5 separate regions of the Homo sapiens genome follow, and all the other regions are linked to region 3. Evidence: chromatin loops called from intact Hi-C (ENCODE). Cell type or tissue: gastrocnemius medialis. All regions are shown on one strand. Region 1 has its middle 120 kb from the start of TILRLS. Region 2 has its middle 18 kb from the start of LINC02219. Region 3 has its middle 21 kb from the start of TILRLS. Region 4 holds the start of LOC101928819 (a long non-coding RNA gene). Region 5 has its middle 140 kb from the start of LINC02219.

Region 1 (5,000 bases), 150 kb after region 3:
AAGTGAAAATATTAATTTATTTGAACTTGTATCACTGTTTTCAGATAAAAACTGTTAGTGACTGGTATGGTTTTTTCAGCATATCCTGACATACAAAAAGCCAGACACACAAATGTCATCTGTAAACAGAGACAATTTAACTTCTTCACTATCAAGTATGATGTTAACTATGAGCTTGTTGTATACGGCTTTGACAATCTTTTATTTGTCCATAGGCCTAGAGAGACACCTAGAAAGTTGTCTATTGAACATCAATGTTGATTTGAGAAACTGTGGTGATTTTCTAAATTCCCTGTTATAACTTGATTTATTCGTGAGCAGGCATCACTTTTACAAAAACAATGCATTCTTTATTTTTCAATTTGTTTATTGCTTTAAGTATGGTGATTGCAAAGAATTTGTGCTTAGACAAAATATCACCTAGAGAGTAATTTTGTTTTGTGTGTTTTAATCAGACATATTGGTGAATAAGGAATCAACCCTTAGCTACTTTTAAAGTATAAGTAATTTGGATATTGGAAATGAACTCTCTGCTTTGAATCCAACTGAAGAGCAAGGTTTACCAAATCTCTGCTCTCTCCATTAGTGGGAAGAATGACGAGGCAGCCCAGGGCATGTTCATGGAAAGCAAATGATATGATTTCCCCATTTAGCCACAGTTGACTAATTATGTTAATTGTAAGACTGCAGGAGAGCTGCAGGGAGTAAGCAACTCCCCTTCAGCATGAAGACTTAAATTTTACTCTAAGAACTAGTTTTAAGTTGCTAATCAGAGGCAAAGAATGAAATATTATAGTTATTTCTTTACCTATAATAGATATATTGCCAAGAGAAGAGAGAAAATTGGTTGGGTAGTCATGAGACTCGATCCTAAGATTAAGTGAGAAGCCTTTCAACAAAAGACTGTAGAAACAGCACTTAAAACCAGAGTAAACTCAAATATTTGTAGTTGGTATACTTTCAGTGGGTGTGTCAATACTTTGAAAACTATTGTCCTCACTAATTGATAAATTGTACAATGTTTCTCATCATGCTCTGTTTTTTCTCTTGATGCTATCTTTTCCTTTCTCCAATTCAACTGATGTGGACTTTTTCTTGGCAAATGAGTCACAATAAAATTACTAATTTATTTGAACTGATTTCACTGTTCTTAAGATGAAAACGGCTAGTGTGTTGGTGTGATTTTCCAGCATATGCTGATATACACACAAAAAACCGTAATATTTTTGATGCTAGTGATTGTGAAGGAGAGTGGCATTTTGGGTTAGAACTTATGTCCTCCTGTTGTGTGGTTTTTTATTGTGGAGGCTCTCCTTGTTAGGATGACCACTGAATGCTTTTACTTTTCAAAGGCACTCTTTATGGTTTTAAATCACGAACTTATAAATAAGCAATTGCAACCTTTTACTAATATGGTTTTCTGCTGCTTTGCGTTGTAAAGGTAAACAATACTAGCTACATTATTTGTTAAAGTCTTTCACAGGCTATGCTAGAGACCTAACTAATACCTCTAACATTATCTTAGGAGGAAAATGGGCTTGAATTTCAAGTTCAAGTTTACAAATGACAGTTTGGAACACAAATCTCTTTAAAACTGTGGATCATTTAAAAAAAAAAAAAGGTAGAGCTCTGTATTCAGTTTATACTGAACAGGTATTATGGGCACGGTATATCAGGAGGAAACAAAATATCTACCCCGGGGGAGAATACAACCTGTTAAGGAACTTGTAATTTAATGAAAACATTAATAAGATATAACAATGTTATCTTATAATGTTTCGAGTGCTAAATGGGTTGTATCGAATATACATGTTATTAAAGGTCAGACTCATGAAATTATTCAACTGAGAGAATATACTGCAGTCTCTCCAGACTTGCCTTTCTTAAATTACTTGCCGTGTACTCTCTTGTATCAGGAAGGAACTGTACATGGAAAATGTTTAAAAATTATTTCCCTTACTGAAATTATGAAGAGTCTTCCCATGGGAGTAAAAACATGAACTATAGATCTCACTTGCTTATGCTATTATAATTATATATTTTTACATATTGCATGTAATGAGTATTTATTGATTTGTGGTGGGTGGAAAGGATACCTATGAACCCTTTTCTAACAACAGTTTGCAGAAGTCATTTGGAGCTGCATTATAACTTGTATTCAATATAAGTTTCACACAGTTATGAAGTACAAGAGGTCAGAGAATTACTCTGGTAAATTTTCTCCAGGAGAATGACACCTTGGTTCTTCTCTTTTTTCTTCCTCTGCTCTTCCAGGGAGTATATGACTTATGTTTTTACAGTAGGTCCATGTGACAATAAGGCATTTGTTATTTTGGATACTGGTAGGGCTGATTGTAGAAAACCTCAAAATAGGTATCATGTATTCCCTCAATAGTTTCTTTTTAGAGTCCTCTTCATGCCTTTCAGTATCTTTCTTGTTAGCATTTTCCATTGTAAATATACAGGGGAAAGACATAGGCATCCAGGGCAAGCTCAGCTCTTCCATCTTTCCTAGAACTCAACCCTTTGGTAGTAATCAACATTCATTCTCCTTGCTTTCCTCTGTTTCAAGAGAGTCCTAATTTGGTTTAGGCATTTATCCTTGGCACATTGGCCATTTGGTTCAGGAGAGGGTGACCTACCCTCAGTCCCTGAGAGTAGATTCTGATTGGTCTAACCAGTCATGGCAATTTCAGTTGCCTTGCCAATGACTGGTTCAGGTACTGCCTTGTGATATGTTTTGGGCCAAAGCTATGTGAATAAAAGTGTTCTATGGGCTTTTAGGAAAAGCTTCCTTGTTCTTACAAGAAGACACAAGAAAAATATGGCTTATATTCTGTCTAGAAATATTGTCATGCTTGCATGTGACACCTATGACCTGGAGTGGGTACAAAGGCTGGGCACAGAGCCAATACATGAATGAGAGGAAAGCCTAGAGAGTCACAGGAAGATAGAGGTATAGCAGGGGTTAGCAACTATTTTTCTGTAAAGGTCCAGATAATAAATATTTTGGGCTTTGTGGGCTATGTGATCTGTGTCACAACTACTCATCTCTCTTGTTGCAGCACAGAACAATACATAAATTAATGTCCTTGGCTGTGTATTACATAAACAATAAATTAATGAATGGTCTTGGCTGTGTTCCAATAAAATATTATTTACAAAGAAAAGTAGTAGGCCAGATTTGGCCTGCGGGTTGTAGTTTGCAGAGCTGCAAACCAGAACCCAGTTTGGTATGTGTCTAGAACTCCTCTGAATGTACACTTCTTGATATGTGAAAATTTAAATTGTCTAACTGATTAAGGCAGTTGCATCTGTGTTTTTTGCTACTTGAAGCCAAAGCATCCTTAGAATTATTATCTTGGGTAAGGGAATAAGACTTGTCTTCTCTGCTGTGGAGTAATTCCTGTATTGCAAAAGAAGCTTTCTGAAAACAATGTCATTGTCTTTGTTGTTTAACTGACTTTTGCTTCTGATGCCTGGAATCTAAGGCTTGATCAGAGGTGAGCAGAACCCTAAATTGGTAGAAGACTAACTAGTTATTCTAGGACGAATTAGCCCTTATGGAGAATCCTAAGTGTGATATGGCTTGGCTCTGTGACCCCACACAAATCTCACCTTGAATTGTCATGATCCCCATGTGTCAAAGGTGGGACCAGGTGGAGATAATTGAATCATGGGGATGGTTTCTCCCATGCTGTTCTCGTGAGAGTGAGTGAGTTCTCACAAGATCTGATGGTTTTATAAGGGGTTTCCCTCTTTGCTTGGCGCTCATTCTCTATCCGCCTGCCCTGTGAAGAGGTGCCTTCTACCACAATTGTAAGTTTCCTCAGGCCTCCCCAGCCATGTGGAACTGTAAGTCAATTAAACCTCTCTTTTAATCAGTTACCCAGTCTCAGGTATTTCTTCATAACAGCATGAGAATGGGTTAATACAAACTGTCATTGTGTTAGAAGCTGCTCACCTTGCTCATACAGCCAGGCACAGTGTGTTTTACTGGTTGTGTACTCTGATTGGTGTTTTGATGACTACTGAGCACTCTAGACATGGATACTCCCATTATCTTCCCTCATTGAAAATCTGAACATGACAGCTTCGCCACTCCCCATTGGTGTGTCTCTTGTGAACTTGATAGGGCATTTGAAAAGTTAATGTAAATACTATTTAGAAACGGTGAAAAATGTTTCTGTGAAAGAGGAGAGTATTGATTCCTTGGGAAAGACATAATTAAGATCCTCTGTGATTAAGTCTTTCCTGGCTTGGTCACTTCTTGCTTCTAGCTTTGGTGTAAATCTTCATAATGTAACTATGAAGTTTGTAATTGAATTCTTCTGACCACTTTGGAGTATACCAGGAAGGTTTTAATTACTTTTTATGGATTATGGTCTATATTTCCTCAGGGGCTGCCTCTTTTGAGTAATTCCAGGCTTTTGAATTACATGCTGTTATCCTTAAAATAGCAGTTATTCTAGGCTATTGTTATTTAATTGACTCTTCCTCTCTCTCCCCTTTTCATATTGTATTCTTAACTGAGTGTAGAATCTATTTGAGAACCATTGTGTAGGAGGTCCGAGTACTATTAATTATTTTGAAATAGAGGAAAGCAAAAGTAAGGAAAGGAGGTATATAAGAAAGAAAACTTAATGGTAAAGACAATGAAAGAAATCTGTTAGAACTTTCAAAACTCAAAAATGCCTAAGAAATCTAATAAAGTGAGACCCTGACCAACCAATCTTCAATCTTCCTTCTTGAGGTTACAACACACACACCCCTCTGCACTCAGGGTGGGAGCCACACTCCTTCCCTCTTATTCTACTCCTCAGATCAGCTCCATTTGTCCTCCAGGTATTCAGTTAAATTGCCTTTCTCAGATACAGTGTATCTCAGATGATTAAAAATGGTGAAAAATGTTAGTGTCTGCTTGTATTATACCTACTAAGTAACATATCCTTCTATGAGAATGAAGATTTTACCATGCCATATCTTCTCTTCTTGCAAAA
Region 2 (5,000 bases), 930 kb after region 3:
TGCAGTAATAACTTTAAAAAAAATGGCTGCTGGTAGCCAGGTGTAGCAGTAGTTGTAGTATCGTGATAGTTTTTATTAGCTTCAGTTAAATGGTCAGGAAGAAAGGCTGATAGGCAAGGGAATGGATTAACGGATATGTGAGGAGAATCATCCCTTTTCAAGTTCTTCTAACAAAGATCTCACTTTTCTTATGTTTAAGGGAGCATCAACCCCCACAGGTACAGAGGTCTGCAGAACTCTAACATATAACATTCACAGAACTCGGCCACAAACCAGACCCCAAAACATGCTAGAATTCTCTCTCCATTGTTGAATGTTAGCAGCCATTTTGCTTTCATTTAGAGCTTCAATTAAACAGTATCAAATACGTCAGGTATTTTCTTTTATTTCTGCAAATGTATCTTTACAATCAAATGCCTCATTTTTAGCCATTCACCCTTGAAAAACTGAAAGTGATTTCAAATAGTGATGTGTGGCCAGCTTTAACTTGGACAGTCATTAGTGTTAGAGGAGTGGGGATTTGGAAATACTGCCTTAAGAAAAGTTTCCCCCTTAACTTATTTTTTACCCTTCCCACCTCTGTCTCCATGGAAATGAGGTCAGAGGCCACGGAGAGCTCCCAGGGAGCCAGCAGCTGGGAATGAGAATTCTCACTTAGAGATTTCAGCTGAAAGCTATAAACTCCTTTACAAAGACCAGCTGAGTCTTTTGGCCACCATAGTCTCCTTTTTACACTAATAAATAGGTGGCTTTTTTTTTCTTTTGTCTTTCTCTTTTGGCACATACATGGAGGAAGAAGAGGTGCCACTGAGTAATAACCATTTTTGCATTTATACTTGAACTTCTGTGCAATAAATCAAGATGGAGATATTCCTTAAGAATTTATTTTCAACTTAATATGTTTAAATGATAGTGTACATATGGAATTAAGCAATTATCACTTGCTTGATCTCTGTCCTTTCAAGTTTATGATAACACCAGATATTTGAAGACAAATATATGTGGTTATTCATTACATGCTATCAGTTATAAATGATTCTAATAGAATGTCACCATGACATAATTCAAAATCACTTAATTAAAAGAAAGAACCAATCTCAAGATATGAGCAGTTGGTGCCATTAAACAAAATGTTTTATGAATTAACGTATACTTTACTATTAGTACCTGTTTTTGTTGAACTGTTAACACAAGTCCATATTTTTTTGCACTTTATTCAGTTTATTTACTCATAAATCATTTGAAAATATCTGAGAAGGGTGACTACTCAAATATGCCAAACACTTTGTTATTTTTATAAGTTATATATTATTATTTAGTAGCCGAATATTTATTAAAACAATATGAAATGTAAATTTAGTTTAAAAAAAAAAAAAGCCCTAACAAGTTCTTTTTAAATTTGGAGCTATAGGAGTCTGTGTTTCAAACTTTTTTTTCCTTCATGCCACACTTTGTTTTATGGTTCAAGGTTTGTAGACTCAATAAGATTCAGCATTATTTCCAAGAACTTTTACGAAATTTCATCATTACTCTTACATAAAACACTGAGTTATTACTTTTAATCATCAATCACACAACTGCTCTGAATTTTCCAGAACTTAGCTTCAGCAAGCATCAGAACCACAGCACCTCTCTCAGACACTTTCACATTCTTTCTCTCTCTCTTTTTTCAGCGTTGTGGTCAGCAGTCTAATGATGCTGGGCTTTTATTCTTTACTGTTTCCTTTGTCTTTGGGCCCTTTCGCAGGTCGCTGCTGAGCTCTCTCTCTCTCTGTCCTGGGTTGAGCCCTTATTCCATTTTCCCCTGCTCTCAGAAGTGAAACAGAACATCGTGTTCCGAAGCTGCCCAGCACACATGCTTCACGATGCTGCCAAGTTTGCAGCTGACCAATTGGCCTACTTTAGAGGACTCGCATTTACAAAATTTACAAGTCTTTATTTCCACCAGCCCATCACCTCCTCCCCACCCCGCCGAAAAAGAGTATGTCAAACACACTGATAAATCAAGAGTTTTTTGGTGTTGCAACAAAATGGGCAGTCATTTCTTTGCCCTTTGCTGGCTCTCAGCCTTGCTCTTCCCTCCTGAATAGATGGAAAATATGGGTTGGTGTACGGTACAAAGACATTCAAAAGTGATTGCCTCTGTATTAATAACTAATTTCAAAAGAAACATACAAACGAAATGATATGCTCTTCTATTTTTTTCGGAGATCGGTATTTCTAAAGTAATTCCTTTCCAAAAACTGATCCAGGCAAACCTGTCTTCTTCCAAATTAGGAAGACAGAGTTAATGCTTTGCTTTTTCAATGAGATTGGGTCAGGCAAGTCATGGATTTAGATATTTTGAACACTCCTTATTGGCATTTGAATCTTCTAAGCTTCTATAATAGATTCAAGATCAAATAGGAGAGGGTAAGGATTTAATGGAGCAAAGAAAAGTTGTAGGAATTGGTTTCTTGTGATTTTAGTGATTCCTGCCCCACTCTTCAAGAAAAGGAACTCGGTCAAGGGTAGATCCAGGTTATTGCAAAGCTTATAAAATATGGAGCCCTCTTTATGAAAAAGAATATGAAATTAAGCCCAAGAGTAAATATCTACTTAGAATAAGAGAAGAAACCATAACAAATGACAAACTTTAAAAAGCATCCAGAAAAATAGCATCATTACCATTAGTATTAAGAATTATTGTTATTATCATAACTTCACTGTTTGATCCACCTATGTAACATTTCTTTTCCCTACTTTTTTTACTTTATCCTCTTTGATCGTTCCTCAAATAACCAAAACTTTATAATACTATTTTGTGTAAAGAGAATAGAAAGATAATTTTGTTTTTTTTTTTCTGGCATGGCAGATAGAAATATGTTTTTTGTTATTAATGGCTTAGAAAATAATCTTTCAGCTTGAGAATTATTGGTCATGCCACAGCTGAAACAATCTCTTGCTCCAGAGGTGCTTCGTGCTCTAAGAAAATTCCTCAGAGACTCCAGACCTTTGATCTTGCTGGGCAGGGCTCCAGCTGACCCTTTGGCCATTGTCTCAGCAACTGATCCAGCATCCCATTTGGTGTCCTGGGTGGAAAGGGCAGGGCTCGAGATGCTGGTGGTGGGGCCTTTGTCTGGAGAACCCTGAGCAGAGAGTGGTGGAGCATCTCATTCCAAACCTTCTCCTTGGTGCCAGAGTTGGATTTCAGATACCTGGGGAGGCTCCACATGTTGCAGGGCATCACTGGAGGTCAGCAAAAATTGAGAGTACGTTCAACCTACCAGCCTTCCACACAGACCGAGAATGTAGAGATTGACCCTCTGGCTGGCGTGGCTCTCCATGCATCCAGCTATACCTTAAATCCCTGCGAAGGACACACAGAACCTTGGAAGGGCCTGTGAAAGTAAGCGGCTGTGAAACTAAAAGCTCATTAACTTTATGATAATCCTCCCCTCTGTTCAGTGCTCATAATATAGTGGACATTCATGGAACTGAAAATAGAAATGAATTCTCTGGCCAAAGTGACCCCTATTTAGTATTCTCAAAATTTTAAGCTCCACAGGGCAAGGATTTTGTCTGCTTGGGTCACTGCTGTATCTTCATCTTCTTCTGAATATTGTTCCATTTGTTAAGGGGACCAAAATTTGTTAGCAATGCCTTTTATTTTCCTGGGTTAAAATAGGCTGGCCAACTGGAAGCTACTGGATATTGCTCACTATTAATTTCTTCACATACCCTTGAGATACTTGTTCTTACATCATCCGAGCTCCTCCACTCCCGCATTCATTTTGTTGTGGGGGGGTGGGTTTTGAAGCATAGTCTAAGCATCATGTCATCTTCTTTTCATTTTGAGTGCATGCTCTATCGCTGCCCAGATAGTCAAAAGTCAAGCCTTTTTGGCTGGGACTCTTCCAGTTGTATTACAGTGCTGGAACTTTTTTAAAGTAGAAAAGCCCTTTACCCTGTTTTTAAATACCAGTTTAAGATATTAGAAGAATATTTTTGAAAGTATGAACATATTTTGTTGTTTCTTGAGGATTCTGAGATGCTTCTTTTGGCCTATGGGGAGAAAATAATGCAGTCAACTTGGTCAGTGTGAGATTATATTGGGTCTCTTCATTTCTTAAGCTTGCAAGTCGCAATATGGCCATCTAAGCATTCAGACAGTGAGTCAGTAGGTTCTACTTCTCCTCACTATCTATATATTTAGATGGCCACATTGTGACTTACAGACTTAAGAAATGAAGAGACCCTGAGGCCAGGTGTGGTGGCTCGTGCCTCCACAGCACTTTGGGAGGCCAAGGTGGGTGGATCACTTGAGGTCAGCAGTTTGAGACTAGCCTGGCCAACATGGTGAAACCCTATCTCTACAAAAAAAAAAATACAAAATTAGCCAGGCATGGTGGCACACAATTGTAATCCCAGCTACCTGGGAGGCTGAGGCAGGAGTATCGTTTGAACCCGGGAGGCAGAGGTTGCAGTGAGCTGAGATTGCACCATTGCACTCTAGCCTGGGTGATAGAGCAAGACGCTGTCAAAAAAAAAAAAAAAAAAAAAAAAAAGAAGCAGCAGCTGAAAACATAGAAATGAAGAGACCCAAAATAATCCGCACATTGACCAAATCAACTGTATTATTTTCACCCATGGGCCAAAAAAACTCATAGATTACACAGAATATTAGGGATGGAATGACACAATGTCTTCTCCCCTTTACTAGTGAAGAAACTGACCCTCAAAGGGATAAAATTAATTGCTCAAAGTTGTAATCACGAGTAGCATCAATCAGAAGCTCTATTAAGGGAAGCATAATAAAGTTATTCTTCCAAATAAGTGTCTTGGTTCATTCAGGCTGCTATACCAAAATGCCATAGATACGGTGGCTTAAAAACAAGGAGAATTTATTTCTCAAAGTTCTGCAGACTGGGAAGTTCAAGATAAAGGCAGCAGATTTGGTGTCTGCTTAAGGCTGACGTTTCCTTGGTGCATAGAGGGTGCCTTCTCACCGTGTCCTCACA
Region 3 (5,000 bases):
CTACCATCTAGCCTGGTGGTAAGGTGAGCTGTTGCATCACAGTCCCCATGACTTGGCTTCTTTCCAGACCTGGGTATGCTCAGATCTCCAGCAGCCAGGAGAGTGGGCCTGGCTCCCACAGTACTCCAGTTTCCAAAAGGAATCACACATTCCCTTCCTGTGCAGATAAAAGAACAATTGGACCATGAGAGAACTTACTGGAAAGTAATGCAGGATCACCAGGAAGGAACAGGAATTCACTCCTCGGTCACAGTCTTCATAGTCTGATTGGGAGTCAATCAGGTCTAAAAAGGTCAGTGAGAATGTATGTCTGACTTTGGCAGGCTTCCAGCGCCTTACAGTCATGGAATAGTTTGTTGGGTTGTAGTTTTTTCCAGAGCCTATTCAGAGCTTCCTTTGGCTGCTCTATCCATGTCGGCTTCCTCACACCGCCACCCCACCACTATTTTCCCCTCACTTATTGTCTGTCAATGCAAAGCTATTGTTCCCGTTAACTAAAATCACCAATAAACAAATATTTTTTTTCTCTCCATTTCATCTTCCATAAAACTTGACTTTCAGGTCCTTTCCCCTGTACCCTCGTCTCTGGGAGCTGGTCCCAGGTCTCAGGCCCTAGAAAGCAAACATCTTCCATAAAAGGTCAGTGCAGAGAGTTTAGGTGAAACCTTATGCTGATGCAAATGGGCTAGATGATTGCTCTGGTGATTGTGTAGATTAATGTGTGTACATGTGTGTGTGTACGTGTGTGTCTGTGTGTCTGATTCTGACCTTTAAATTAGGCTTCTTCCCTGGGCCCCTGCTGAAGGAATTTCTTTCAGCAGCCTGGGTGCCATTGGTTAGCCTCCAGGTAGACATTATCTCTTCATTGTTGTCAAGTCTTCATTCTGTCCCTCCCATTTTTCACCATGTGAATCCACCTTATGATCTGTTTCAAAGTTGAACAAGATGAGAACTTTCAAAGGCTGGATGAAGAATGGAATTTTCAATGAATTTAATGACCTAATTCTCAAAAAGGTACATACAAAAAAAAAAAATTAAAAAGATATCTGCAGTTACTTGTTCTTTTTTTTTTTTTTTTGCCCTGATTGCATCATCTCTAAAGTTGCCTTTCTTGATGATCAACTGGCGAGATCTGTAAAGGGGCATAAGTTGCTAATGGGTCCTTGGAGTTGAAGTGATTTAGGGAAAAAAAATCCTACATTATTATTATTTTCCCCAAGTAGCACTCTGATGCCTGGGGAGAGGGATGCTGGTAGCTGTGTGAGAAGCGGCAGAAATGAGGAAGGAAGGAAGGAAGGAAGGAAGGAAGGAAGGAAGGAAGGAGGGAGGGAATATTTGATTATTTCTTCATAAACAACCAATTCCTTTAGCACCTGCTATGGTTCCTGCCGCTGTGAGAGGAATATCAATGGCTTCAATATTCCATTGTTTGTGACTGAGAAGCATTTGCCTGCTGTACTGGGCTGCTTAGTTTTTTCAGACTGGCCACAAGGCAGAAAATGTGGCAGATATATAAAAGGAAAATGTTGGCCAACATGCCCTACATCAGGTGAGTTTTCTGTCTAAAGCCCATTTTGGAGTTACTGCCTCTCCCCTTTTTGTTTCTTCACAGCCTTTTGTTGATTTTTAGTTACATTTCTTTCCCCTGATGAGTGGCATACCCTTAAGTGTGCAGGTTCTACTGTTCTGCTCACATTAACACTTCTGTTAGTTTTTTTGTAATAGCCTACTTTGTTTTGATAAAATCATTACTTTCTTCAGCAACACTAATGCAAAGGAATGATTCATGAATACAAATGAAAGAAACAGCTCACAAAACAGGAGAAAAGGTGAGGAAAGAGAAGTTATGTTGGGTACTTGAAGTAGATCATTACCACCAGGTGGCGCTATTAAAACACCTCATTTTAAAATCCTAAACAGGGTTGCAAATAAGGAAAATGCAAAATTAGAGTCCTTCACAGAGAAAATACTTTTTATCAAAGAGAGACAGAGTGTGCGTGTGTGTGTGTATGTGTGTGTGTGTTTAGAACATAATTGTTTTAGGAAGAAGTAAATATTATGGGAAGTGGTGATACTTTTTAGAAAGGTGGCTCACAATTGATATTCTTGTAAGTTAAATACTAAAGCTTTTGAATATAAATATATTTAATTCCAGCTAGACCTTTTCTAGAATCTTCTGAAGCATGACATTGTAGACATCAGAAAGATGGTTTACTTTTACCATTCCACAACCCACTTTCATTCTACATAGAGAGCTTGCACAGTGGGGGCATTTATGTGAAAACAATTAGTACCCCATTAGGGGAAACATGAAGCCTGCAGGTCTGAGATGTTCTTGACTGCTTTGGGAACTTGGCATGTAGAAAGCTGGTAAATTAATACTCCGTGGAAGAGGATTCTTTACTTTAAAACATGTTGTCTATTATGTGACTCCGTGCTGCTGGTACCATTGTTATTTAAAGTAGACATTTTCATGTTTGTGCATTCTGTATGTGCATAGGGTATCCATTTACTGACAGAGAGATGAAAAGCTGATAATTCACATGTTTGTACATCAAAGATAGGGTGTTGATATAATGGTCCAGATAATCTTACACTTGAAGAAAGGCCAGGAGTAGAAAGTGATCTAACACAAAAAAGCATTAACGCCCTGAATTTTACATTGATTCTCCCTTATTTCAGCCCCAGAGCAACTCTCTGAATCAGATGATGCTGATAACTCCATTCTTAAGGCGAGGCTCCAGGAAGTTAAATAAGTTGTCAGTTGTCACAAAGCCACACTATATGACAGAATCAGGAGTTAAGCTCAGAAATTATTCCAGGGAGAAAAAATGCAATAAAATGAAAGGGAAAAGGCCTACGTTGTTTTGCAGTTTGTATTTAGATAAAATACTGTGGATAGCTTTGAAAGAAAGTGGAAAGAGACATACATATATATATTCATTCTACTTTTCTTATGTAATTTTTATCAATTCTATCTCAGCATACTATAACATATTCCATCATCCACAAAGCAGGAAGCCTGGGAAGACTGCTGGGTTTTTCTATACCTGGGGAAGAAAATACAAGTTGCTCATGAAAGTTGTAGCTGTGATAGCTCCCACATAATTCACACTACAGAGGCATTGACCCAGCTGGAAATGCAATGCATTATATAGAAATCAGCTGGTCCCTGCCTGGAAGAATATATGTTAATGGGAATATGTGACTCCAAGGAGAGTGCCTGGTATATACTAGACATTCAACATGTTGGCAGGATCTGAGCCTACAGCAATATAAAACCGACAACTTTATATTGTTTTGAAGTATCTGATGAACTCTTTATTTCTTGTTTCTAATTGAATTGTATTTAGATAGCGGTTTTTAGCCAAATTTTGCAGAGACGCTTCTGTATCCACCTGGGAAGTTATATGGGGGAAAGATTGTGTATAGGGGGCAGTGGTGTGTGTGGTGGGGGAGTGGGCTTCGCCATCCACCCTAGCTTATGTTAGAGCAGGTGGGCTATTTCTAATACATGCGACATTTCTAATACTGTGCTTGCATATTTTGAGTACTTAATTTTGATGTCAAGTCCTATAATACATCAGGGATTTAAGTGATTTATTTGAAACAATTCGTCACTTAAAAGATTATACTTAAAAGATTCAGATCCTTTATGATTTTTTAAAAATGATAAAAGATCCCCTGTGTTCTATGGTTATCAGAATTGAAGGTGATACAATATCTGAAAAGAAAAGAAATCATTATACGTCTCAGAGAGAAGTGTCACAAAGGAAATTTAATTCCTAATTTGATAAAAATGAAAAGAATCTGATTCTTTGATGATAAATCTTGAATCAGCTGGAGGCTGATTAATATATATAGAAGTAAGAGCAACTAAAAAGTGTTTTGACAGAAGCAGAAGACCTGGGGCTTATGTTGAAGTTTCTGATTATGTCCTCTAATGGTTCTGAAACATGGCTAGGAATGCCATTTATTTATTTGTTTCTTTGTTCACTTATTCATTCATATGTATTCTGAGGGGGAGTCTTTTTTTTTTTTTTTTTTCTTTGGAGACAGGGTCTTGCCTGTTGCTGAGGCTGGAGTGTATTGGAGCAATCACAGCTCACTGCAGCCCAACCCCCTGGACTCAAGTGATCCTCCCACCTCAGCCTCCCACATAGATGGGACTACAGGCACACACCATCATGCCTGGCTAATTTTTAAATTTTTTGTAGAGACCGGGTCTTGCTATGTTGCCCAGGCTGATCTTGAACTCCTGGGCTAAGGGAGTCTTAAAAGGTGTGCTGTTCATATTCTAGCCTAGTAATTGTGTTTGCAGTCATTGGTGTCACAGAAGTGCCACCTGCCTGTTGTTTCACTTGCCCTGTTACCACTTGCCTATTTTGCTAATGGTTTGCTACAGTTGACAAATGGTGTGTTTTGGTCTAGCTTCCAGCTCCCAGAGACCACAGGAAACACAGACAGGTACATGCTTGATCCTCCCAAGCTGCAGACATTCCTGGGCGTGTGTTGGGCAGTACACACTGTACTTCCTGTGTCATGCCCACATCCAGCTGTCAGGCCCTTACCCCTGAGGGCTTGGGGGATACATGGGAGAAGTTTGTTGATTTGGGCTCGAGGTCAAGCAGTCTATTTTAGAAACCTTAGGAGACTTAGTTTAAAAAGTATTAAAAGGTCTCATAAAAGAGAATTGTAAGGTTGGCTAGCAGTTGATTTGTTATGAGATGGAAGAGTCATACATTATCTTGGTATTTAATCAGTTAATAAATTGTTTCAATATGGTATATCCTTTTTTTCTTAAAGCAGTTTTCTTCCTAATAGCAAAGGATGCCAAGATTATTGCAATCTTTGGTAATCTCCTGTGAAATATGCCCTTTGCATTTCTTTTTATGAGTTTCCACCCTTGCCAGTATCAAGAAACAACAGAGCAGGGGAAGAAAAACATTTAGGGAAAATCACCAAATGCAGAGTCAGGAATCAAATTGAGATTTTCAGCT
Region 4 (5,000 bases), 250 kb after region 3:
AATAATGTTATTTATTTTATTTTTTTAAATGTATAAAGTAAATTGCATAGGATTATTCTGACATGCAGTTACCAAGATATTTATAAAAATCTGTGGTATAGTAATAAATTTGCTTCATTATAAATACACTAAAAAATCTACCAGTGGGTTTTAATAAAAACTGTTGAATTTTAACACAGTGATAAGCATAAATAATTCATCTGTATGTACTGCTGTAACGACATAAAAATAGTTATATTTTATACTTTTGACGAAGTCACAGGTACCACTACAACTGTGGGTTCTTTCTTTCATTCTCTCTCTCCTTCTTTTTGCCTTTATTCACAGTTGAAGGAATACTAAATTTTTGCTACATGTAAATAAAAATAGTATGTAATTATTTTTCCATCCATGTGGTCTCCAGGTTAGAAACCCTGGGAAGATTTCATGACTGAGGGATCATGAAAGTTTAAACCTAGATTTTCAGCAAAAGCAATTAATAGACTAGATAGAAGCAAAGAGAGTTAAGTGACTGTTTTCTTTATGGCATAAGAATTTCCCATAATAAGAAATACATAAGAAATCTGAAGCTCAATATTAAAGATGAGTATTAAATATTAATCATATCAGTAGTAGTAATAGATACATTTTAGGCCTCTAATGCCTTTTATCACTTTTTACCTTGTTTCCTTCTCCTACTTTACAACAGGAGGCAGGCCTTTCCCTTCCAAAGTTGTGCTCTTCATAATGGTAGTTAAAATCTCTTGAGATTTCCATACTTGGAAAGTGTTTTGGGATATTGTGGGTATCCTAGATATGAAAATATAAATGACATATATTCTAGTAAATGTTGGCTATATGGTCATATATTAAAAAAAAAAAATTATTTCCCTTCCTGATCCTAGAGGATCGATTCTATATGTGATGGATTTCGTATAGACTGATAAAGAATTGGATGCAGCAAGCCCCACATGGTGAGGTCCTCTCCGCCCGGTAAGCATACACAGTCAAGTGTCAGCAGTATGGGTCTGCAGCCCTTGGGTTTGTATCTCATCTGGCCCTTTTTAAGAAAACTGGGGGGAGCAGAAGCCCCAGACCAAAATGCAAAGCCCAGGTCAGATCTGCTTTGACATCATCTTCCCTTTCCTTCTCTAGTAATGTGGTGATGGCAACACCCTCTTATTGTGAAATTGGCCTTTACCATCCATTGTGCAGATGAAAAATTTAATTAGTGGGAATGGTGGGGAATATGAAGTACATTGAAAACATCTGACTATTAAGAGAAAGTTGTCCAAAGCAGGGATAATATCCCTTTAAGGGTGAAAAAGAAAACTTTCCCAAGAAGGAAATTTAGAAGAGGATATATAATTCAGTGACCAAACAAGCCTTGTCAAGTTTTTAAAAAGTACAGTTTAGAAAATTAATGGTTAGGATTTCAGTGGGGCATGTTCATCAGCAAAATGCTATAATGTTAGAAACAGTATCTACTGTTGGAACCAGGCAGGGGCCTATTATTACTGGTTTAGAATGGCGTATTTTCTTAGCTATATTAATTCTGTTAAAAATAATTCATCTTCCACTTTTGTTTTTCTTTCTCCCATTGAAACTGCAAAGACGTTAAATAGAAAAGCAGTAGATTAAATTAATTTCTTATCTGGGGAGAAGTTATTAAATGTTACACGGTTATAGTCATAATAAATAGCATATGTAATATAGGAAACTTCATATGATTACTGGTATACCTCATGGCATTCTAAGATAAGGTTCTCCCTTGAAATGAAAAATACGTACTCTTAATAAACCATTTGGGAATTGCTGCTGGAAGTATTTGTTGGATTGACTGGAGTAGCACTTCTGTAGTTGACACATATACAGCGTAGCCTTGCCAAGAAAGCCACGTTTTACCATACCACAGAAGTTTTCTTGAGCTTGCTCACTCTTTGCCAACCCAGTTAATCCCCAAAGAGAACCATTTGTTGAGGACAGCAGCTCCCTAACCTCACAGATCCTAGGCTTACCATAGGCACACAGGATTCTGTAGTCAGCACAGCAAAAGAGTCCTTGCAGGCAGCACCAGCTGGTGGCACTGTCATATTGCCATGAACAGTCTTCTCTGATTGGTGATCCCAGAAAGGCAGGAGGAGGAAGAGCCATCACTGGGACACAGGTTTTCTACCACAGCAGGGCAGCAGCTATGTCCATCTATACCAACCACTCGTGGCCAAGGCAGTGCCTGGACATATGTGTTCCTACACTTTCCTTTGATCTTCCGGGGGATTTTTACTTAATTGTCTCATTTCCTACAACAAATCTTAAACTTTCCCTATAGTAGAAAAAGGGGAAACAGTTTTCACCAGTTCTGGCACAAGCTTTGCCTCTGGTGGCATCAGTTCTCTCCAGCTGCTTTGCTGGTCCCACTGTCAGAGGTGGCATGCCAGCTCTGCATTATTTACACCTGGGTCAGGCAGCTTGCCCTCGAACCTGACTAGCTGACGGGGCAACCTGGGAGTGGAACTCGACGCCATGATCTGCAGCTCCTGCGTGTGATTTGAGATGCCAAGCATGTGTGCACAGTGTCTGTAATGAATCATCTTTTTGTATTGTGCTGGTTGGGCCTTGTCTTGCCAAGCACCACTTACAGCCTTTGTTGGCGGGGCCTGTTACCTTCGCTTACACCACATGATGTGCTTAAGGATCACTTATCCAAGCAACATGGCCTCTCTTCACTGAGGCAACCGAACCTCTTACATTTCAATATCTCTCCGACTGGTGAAAAATAAGCCCTTCAGCAGGGCCAGTGTCTTTAGAGCTCAGAGCCACACTGCTCTGCAGCTCTGCAGGCTTTGCTGAGTCCTTTGAGGGGATCAATAGGAGCCGGGTGGCATGGTTCCTGGCCCTGGCACGGACCCTTCCCGTAATGTGATAATCCCAGCAGGCCGGCCCTGAGGAGGAGGCGGCCAGCATGCTGTCCTTAGAAATCAACTTCTGACCTCCTGGCTTTCTTCCCCTTTCCCCAAAACTATTTTGTTTAAAATGCTAGCTTCTCTGTCATAAATTATTCTTTAGTTAAGGGGTTTGGCTCCTGTGTGAGTTACTGTGGTTTGAGAAGAAAAAGGAAAAAGAAAAAGGAACATCTTAGTGTAGCCAAGACCCAAACCCTAACCAAGAAAAAGTGGAAACAGGCTGGGAAAGGTAAAGTAGCAGGCAGGGAGTGGGTTTTTATTCACACGCTGTTTTAAACGGTGCAGCTCATTACTTGTTGATAATGTGCATTTTAGAAGTGTCTTTTCTGTACCCGAACTTCTCCAGGGAGTGGGCTAAGAAGAATATGCGTTTTGATGGTAGCAGTGGATTCTTTGGGTTATCACCCTGCTTAGAGCTGCTTCTCTAACATGCCCCTGAAAGTCCAGAAACAGGCCAGGGACCAGAACTTCTCAGACAGAAGTTTTCCTGAGGTCCACAGAGATCATGGCCATGAGTAGAACAAGAGCAAGTGGCATGGATCCAACAGTGTGACCAGGAGAGCATGTCAGTGGCATCTCCACTTGATTTTGCAGAGAAAGCTTTTGTTTGTGATTTAGCTGGCATTTTCCGTGCCATTACTGGTTGTTCAGCAGGAAAACAAAAATTAACCCAATGTCCAATCCAATTTAATGTTTTACTCTTAATTCCAATCATTTAAAAACTCCCTTCACATAGTATAAAGTCTCTTTTGAATAAAAATGCTCAGTCTTTCCAAAGCCTCCTCCTCCCTCATTGCTCTCTTTTCAGTGGCCTCTGGTTGTGTGAGGCCTTGGGAGGAAATAGGCTCCTAGCTTCTGGCTTACCCTTATGCATAGTGACTGGTAGTAGCAGCAGGTCTCCTAGGCACTGTGCCTTGACCCCCGGGTGGTCCTGGCCTCACTGGCTCCATATTCTGCAGCAAAGAAGTATGTGGCCTCTTCTTTTGGCTTTGAATGTTTCGCGGAGCCTCCACCACCTTCTTGTTGCTTTGGCCTCCCATCATGCTCCCTAGCTGTGGAGCTTCACCCTCTGGCCTCAGTACCCCCTGCCTTTGCAAGAGCACCTTGCCTGTCCCTAGTAGGGTCCCCAGCAGGCCCATTCTCTCCCAACTCAGCATGCAGGCTACTGGGGGTTGAGACCAGCTGAAGAGCCAAGCTCAGGGCCTCTCTTGACCCCACTGGGATGCCTTATCTGGCTTAGGGGTACCTGGCAGCCTGAGAGGTAGCACCTTCTCAGAGACCATGGTGGGCAGCCAGGCAAAAGCCACCTGACTTCTTTGTTCTGTCTCATGTCTCCCACCATTGGGAACAAAACCCAGGGAGGGGCAGCCAGAAGACACATGTCTGATTGCTGTTCCTTCCTGCCTAGGTGTCGCCTTATTTTTTCCCAGGGAAGAGATCAAGGAGTGAAATATCCCTGCATTTCTGTCTTCCTGTTTGTTCTAATTAAGCCTTCAACAAGGGTACTTGGCATATCACTTCTATCACAGAAGACATCAATTAGCTGGGCTTCCTAGGATGGCTCTCCACCTGCCAAAGGAATAGAACAAAGGAATTAAGCAAAGCCTCTCCTTCCACAAAGCCTGGTATTAAAACCCCAAATCTCCCTAAGAAGTGAAATGCCAGCCTTACCATGGGGTGATATTTCTAATAGCTTGACCTTTAGGATGAGAAATTGCAATAAAATATCCATTAAAGGAGAAAGTAAAAATGATATTTGCCAAAGGCTGAGGCAAGAGAATCGCTTGAACCCGGGAGGCAGAGGTTGCAGTGAGCCAAGATTGCACCACTGCACTCCAGCCTGGGTGACAGAGTGAGAATCTGTCTAAAAATAAATAAATAGATAGAAAGATAGATAGATAGATAGATAGATATAGATAGATAGATAGGATTTTCAATATTTAAACCTCATGAGGCCAGAACTGCCTCACTGCACAACTCCGGGAGGAAAGGATGGGCGCCCCCTGGAATTGTGGCATGTGTCACTATTATCTGTTCTTTTAAATGCATGTGTCCATC
Region 5 (5,000 bases), 800 kb after region 3:
GGCCCTAATCCAATATGATTGGTATCCTTAAATGAAGAGTTGATTAGGGCACAGATAGGCAGCTCTGTCTCACAGTGCTATTGTGTGGATTAAACTTGTTAATATACATAACAAGTTTGTCCAGCCCGCAGCCTGTGGGCCACATGTGGCCCATGATGGCTCTGAATGTGGCCCAACACAAATTTATAAACTTTCTTAAAACATTATGATATTTTTTGTGATTTTTTTTTTTTTTTTAGCTCCTCAGTTATCATTGGTGTCAGTGTATTTTGTATGTGGCCCAAGACAATTCTTTTTCTTCCAGGGTGGCCCAGGGAAGCCAAAAGATTGGACATCCCTGATATATAAAGTGCTCAGAACATTGCCTAGCACATAGTAACACTGTATGAGTGTTAGCTATGTTATCAACATTTGCGATGATTAACATATTGATGATGGGTCAACAGGTGCAGCTAACCACCATGACACACGTTTACCTATGCAACAAATCTGCATGTCCTGCATATGTATCCTGGAACTTTAAATTTAATTTAATTTAAAAAAATATTGAAATGCTTTGCAATGTACAAAGCAATATGTAAATGTAAGGCGTCGTGCTGGATTGATCAGTGTATGTGTTTGCTAAGGCTGCCCTAACAAAGTACCACAGACTGAGTGGCTTAAACAACAGAAGTGTATTTCCTCATAGTTCCGGAGACTGGAAATCTGAGATCAAGGTGTCAGTATGGCTGATATCTTCTAGGATATCTCTCTCCTTGGCTTGTAGATGACCGTCTTTCAATGTCTCTTCACATGGTCTTTCCTCTGTGCCTGTCTCTGCCCTAACCAACTCTTCATTTAAGGATACCAATCATATTGGATTAGGGCCCACCCTGTGAACCTCATCCAACCTTAATTAGCTCTTTGCAGATCCTGTCTTCAAATATAGTCACATTCTGAGGTACTGGGGGTTAGGACTTCAACATATGAATTTGGGAAGATGAGGAGCACAATTCAGCCCCTAACGATTGGTTATCAGTTTGGTTTAGCAGGAACTGTATTACCTTCATCTAAATGTTCCTGGTGAGAGTTCACCAAAAGGTGTTGAGATTTTAGAGGCAGAAGAACAGCTGCAGCCACTGTTCTTTGGAGGTCATGGTGGTTAGTAGAAGTGGCAGATAGACTCAAAGATGTCAGGCAGATCCAGATTCTCCTGGCTCTTCTTTGCTCCCCAGCCCTTCTTCCAGATTCCTGACCCCATTGACCAGCAGTGGCCCTAAGCCAATCACCAGACATTAGGCTGAGAACTCACAGACGTTTCCTATACCCCTCACCATAGCACTTCAGTGGCTGGATGTGCCTGGCTCTTAGGATTGACCAGCAGCAGCTGCCCTTCACCTCCCACAGCTGCACAAAATCTAGCCAGGAGGTACATCTCTTATCCTATAACACTCAGAGTGACTCTGCTCCCATCATTGGACCTGGATTCTAGCTAGCTAGAATAATATTTAATAATAATGTTATTATTATTTTTTTAGACATGCTATCACTGAACCAGAAAGGAGTCTCTGCTTCACTGATAAGCATATATTTGAAGTTCTAATTATCTCAAGCAGGAGCTCATTCCAAAGTCCTCTGAATTTGTCCTCATGCTGCCATCTCTCCTGGCTCCAATATGTCCCACAAGCGGCTGCCAGATAAAATTTCTTGAATCACATTTATGTCATCTAGCAATGGTCAAGGGAAGTCCCAAGATGACAGCTGAGTAGCAGGCCTAGAGGGCAACACATTCAGACTAGAGCAAAACAACAAAGAAATGGAGGGTTCCCAGACAGTGGTGTCCAGGAAAAACAAAATGGAACAAATGCACCGAAAGTATGGGAAACATTAGAGGGTGGTTTACCATGCCATTGGGTCACCGCGGAAAAAAAAATAGTAATGAGGCATAGAAAATTATGCAATTTTTAAAGTCATTACAGTTGTCTTCCTTATCCATGGGGGATATGTTCTAAGACCCTCAGTAGATGCCTGAAACCACAAATAGTACAGAACCTGATTGCCATCAATCATAATACATTTCTGTTCATGTCTCGCACCCACAAACTTAATTCCTTTTCCATCTTAACTAAGCACTTATGCACTGTGGCCATAACTTTTGATGTTTCATGTGTGACAGCAAAACTAGCATGAGTTTCTTTTTCCTTCTTCACAATTTGATAGATAAAAGATTTGTTCTTACCTTAGATCTTAGCAACCTCAGCATATGATACATTTACTCTCCTTATTAAAACTTTCACATTTTTACTTGAAGGAAGCACTTCCTAGCTTGCTTTTCTTTGGCATATCTGTATTGCCAGCATTACAACTCTTTTTTTTTTTTTTTTTTTTAGATGGAGTCTTGCTTTGTTGCCCAGGCTGGAGTGCAGTGGCACAATTTCAGCTCATTGCACCCTCTGTCTCCTAGGTTTAAGCAATTCTCGTGCCTCAGCCTCCCAAGTAGCTGGAATTACAGGTGCATGCCACCATTCCCAGCTAGTTTTTGTGTTTTTAGTAGAGACGGGGTTTCACCATGGTGGCCAGGCTGGTCTCGAACTCCTGACCTCAGGTGATCCACCTGCCTCGGCCTCCCAAAGCAGCATCACAACTCTTGCACTTATGGCCATAGTCAAGTAAAATCAGATTTACCTGGATGCAAGCACTGGATACCATGACAGTGAATCTGATAGCTGAGCCGGCTACTAAGTGACTAATGGGCAGGGAATGTAGAAAGCATGGAGACGTTGGGCAAAGGAATGATTCACATCCAGCGCAGAACGGAGGGACATGGTTTGAGATTTCATCACACTACTCAGAAGGGCATGCAATTTAAAACACATGAGTTGTTATGCAACCATAAAAGAGAACAAGATCATGTTCTCTGCAGGAACATGGATGAAGCTGGAGGCCATTATCTTAGTAAACGAACACAGGAACAGAAAACCAAATACCACATGTTCTCACTTATAAGTGGGAGCTAAATGATAAGAACACATGGACACATGGGAAGAACAACAGACGCTAGGGCTTACCAGAGGTGGGAGGCTGGGAAGAGGGAGAGAATCGAGAAAAATAATAAATGGGTACTAGGCTATTGGTGACAAAACAGTCTATACAACGAACCCTCCTAACACAAGTTTACCTATATAGCAAACCTGTATATGTACCCCTGAACTTAAAATAAAAGTTAAATTTTTAAAAATGGCCAGAGGACATGAACAGACACTTCTCAAAAGAAGACATACAAGTGGCCAACAAACATATAAAAAATGCTCAACATCACTCATTGTCAGAGAAATGCAAATCAAAACCACAATGAGACACCATCTCACAACAGTAAGAATGACTGTTATTAAAAACTCAAAAACAACAGATGCTGGCAAGGCTGTGGAGAAAAAGGAATGCTCTTACACTGTAAGTGGGAATGCAAACTAATTCAGTGACTGTGGAAAGCAGTTTGGAGATTTCTCAATGAACTTAGAACTACCATTCCACCGGGCAATCCCACCACTGGGTGTATACCTAAAGGAAAATACTTTCTTCTATCAAAAAGACACATTCACCCACATGTTCATTGCAGCACTATTTACAATAGTGAAGACATGGAATCAACCTAGGTGCCCATTAACAGTGGATTGGATGAAGAAAATATGGTACATATACATCATGAAGTACTACACATCCATAAAAAGAATGAAATATGTCCTTTGCAACAACATGGATAGAACTGGAGTCCATTATCCTAAGTGAACTAACACAGGAACAAAAAAACAAATACTGCATTTTCTCACTTATAAGTGGGAGATAAACATTGAATACACATGGGAACAATAGACAGTGGAGACCACTAAGATGGTGGAGGGAGAGAAGGGGATGTCAGCTGAAGAACCACCTGTTGGGTATTATGCTTACTGCCTGGGTAATGGGATCACTGGGACCTCAAGCCTCAGTGTCATATATATGCCCATACAAGAAATCTGCACATGTACCCTTTAATCAATAATAACAGTTGAAATTATTTTTTAAATAAATAAAATGGTTGAGTTGTTTATTTCTGTAACTTTTCATTTAATACTTTCAGACCACATTGGACTGTGGATAACAGAAAGCAAAATCCCAGAGAGCAATGCCAAGACCAGCTAGGTCGGGAAGACCCTAACCCAGTGGCGCTAGAGGAATTAAAGACACACATAGAAATATGGAGGTGTGAAGTGGGAAATCGGGGGTCTCACAGCCTTCACAGCTGAGTGCCCCAAACAGAGATTTACCCAAGTATTTATTAACAGCAAACCAGTCATTAGCATTGTTTCTATAGATATTAAATTAACTAAAAGTATCCCTTTTAGTAAACGAAGGAATGGGCCAAATTAAAGGAATAGGTTGGGCTAGTTAACTGCAGCAGGAACGCACCCTTAAGGCATAAATCGCTCATGCTATTGTCTGTGGCTTAAGAATGCCTTTAAGCAGTTTTCCTCCCTGGGCAGGCCAGGTGTTCCTTGCCCTCATTCCCGTAAACTCACAACCTTCCAGCTTGGGCATTAGGGCCATTATGGACATATTACAGTGCTGCAGAGATTTTATTTATGGCCAGTCTTGGGGCCAGTTTATGGCCAGATTTTGGGGGGCTTGCTCCCAACAGAGCAAAATTGTGGATAATAGGGAACTACTGCATTAATTCCAGGACATACAGAAAATCGTACAGGAAAAAATATCATCAAATTACACTACTACACTCAAAGGTGAAGACTACTTGGCATAAGAGCATACAATGTCATGACTACTTACAGAATATTAAGTTGTGAAAAAGCACTGGAGAAAATGGGGAAGAGGCTGACCTAGCAGGGCAGAGGTCACAGAAGTGTGTTTCAGGCTGTAACAGGCAGCCTATGTGGACCACACCTTAAAGAAGGCAGACTGCAAATGGGTAGCTGAGAAGTGCAGCAGTAACTCGCAGGGCGTGTGGGACAAGGAAGATTTTGGGGAGA

The links. A loop is a pair of places that touch in the nucleus more often than their neighbours do. Peaks named below come from ENCODE experiments on the same cell type or tissue, not always from the same donor. Only the 100,000 strongest peaks of a DNase experiment are listed, where the experiment ranks them.
Region 1: it touches region 3 in a loop (4-fold over the local background); 22 of 110 quality-filtered maps call a loop at or near these places.
Region 2: a loop joins it to region 3, with 2.6 times the contacts of the local background. A loop is called at or near these places in 3 of 110 quality-filtered maps.
Region 4: it touches region 3 in a loop (2.9-fold over the local background); 14 of 110 quality-filtered maps call a loop at or near these places.
Region 5: a loop joins it to region 3, with 2.8 times the contacts of the local background. A loop is called at or near these places in 2 of 110 quality-filtered maps.

The regions. Positions count from the first base shown.
Region 1 is chr5:67,390,487-67,395,486 of GRCh38, forward strand. No RefSeq gene overlaps it. Among named protein-coding and RNA genes, the nearest start is that of TILRLS, 120 kb to the left of the region's middle. In gastrocnemius medialis, no CTCF peak of the experiment used is centred here; no DNase peak of the experiment used is centred here.
Region 2 is chr5:68,169,472-68,174,471 of GRCh38, forward strand. No RefSeq gene overlaps it. Among named protein-coding and RNA genes, the nearest start is that of LINC02219, 18 kb to the right of the region's middle. In gastrocnemius medialis, no CTCF peak of the experiment used is centred here; DNase peaks (open chromatin) are centred at 1,880 and 3,784; H3K4me3 peaks cover 381 bases; H3K27ac peaks cover 3,682 bases.
Region 3 is chr5:67,244,371-67,249,370 of GRCh38, forward strand. No RefSeq gene overlaps it. Among named protein-coding and RNA genes, the nearest start is that of TILRLS, 21 kb to the right of the region's middle. In gastrocnemius medialis, a CTCF peak has its summit at 1,884 (motif pointing right); no DNase peak of the experiment used is centred here; H3K27ac peaks cover 1,074 bases.
Region 4 is chr5:67,491,797-67,496,796 of GRCh38, forward strand. LOC101928819 (a long non-coding RNA gene) reads right to left here and starts at 777. Exons shown (of 5, transcript XR_948391.3): 1 at 661-777. In gastrocnemius medialis, a CTCF peak has its summit at 2,057 (motif pointing right); DNase peaks (open chromatin) are centred at 2,085, 2,585 and 3,465; H3K27ac peaks cover 2,549 bases.
Region 5 is chr5:68,043,836-68,048,835 of GRCh38, forward strand. No RefSeq gene overlaps it. Among named protein-coding and RNA genes, the nearest start is that of LINC02219, 140 kb to the right of the region's middle. In gastrocnemius medialis, no CTCF peak of the experiment used is centred here; a DNase peak (open chromatin) is centred at 2,756; H3K27ac peaks cover 826 bases.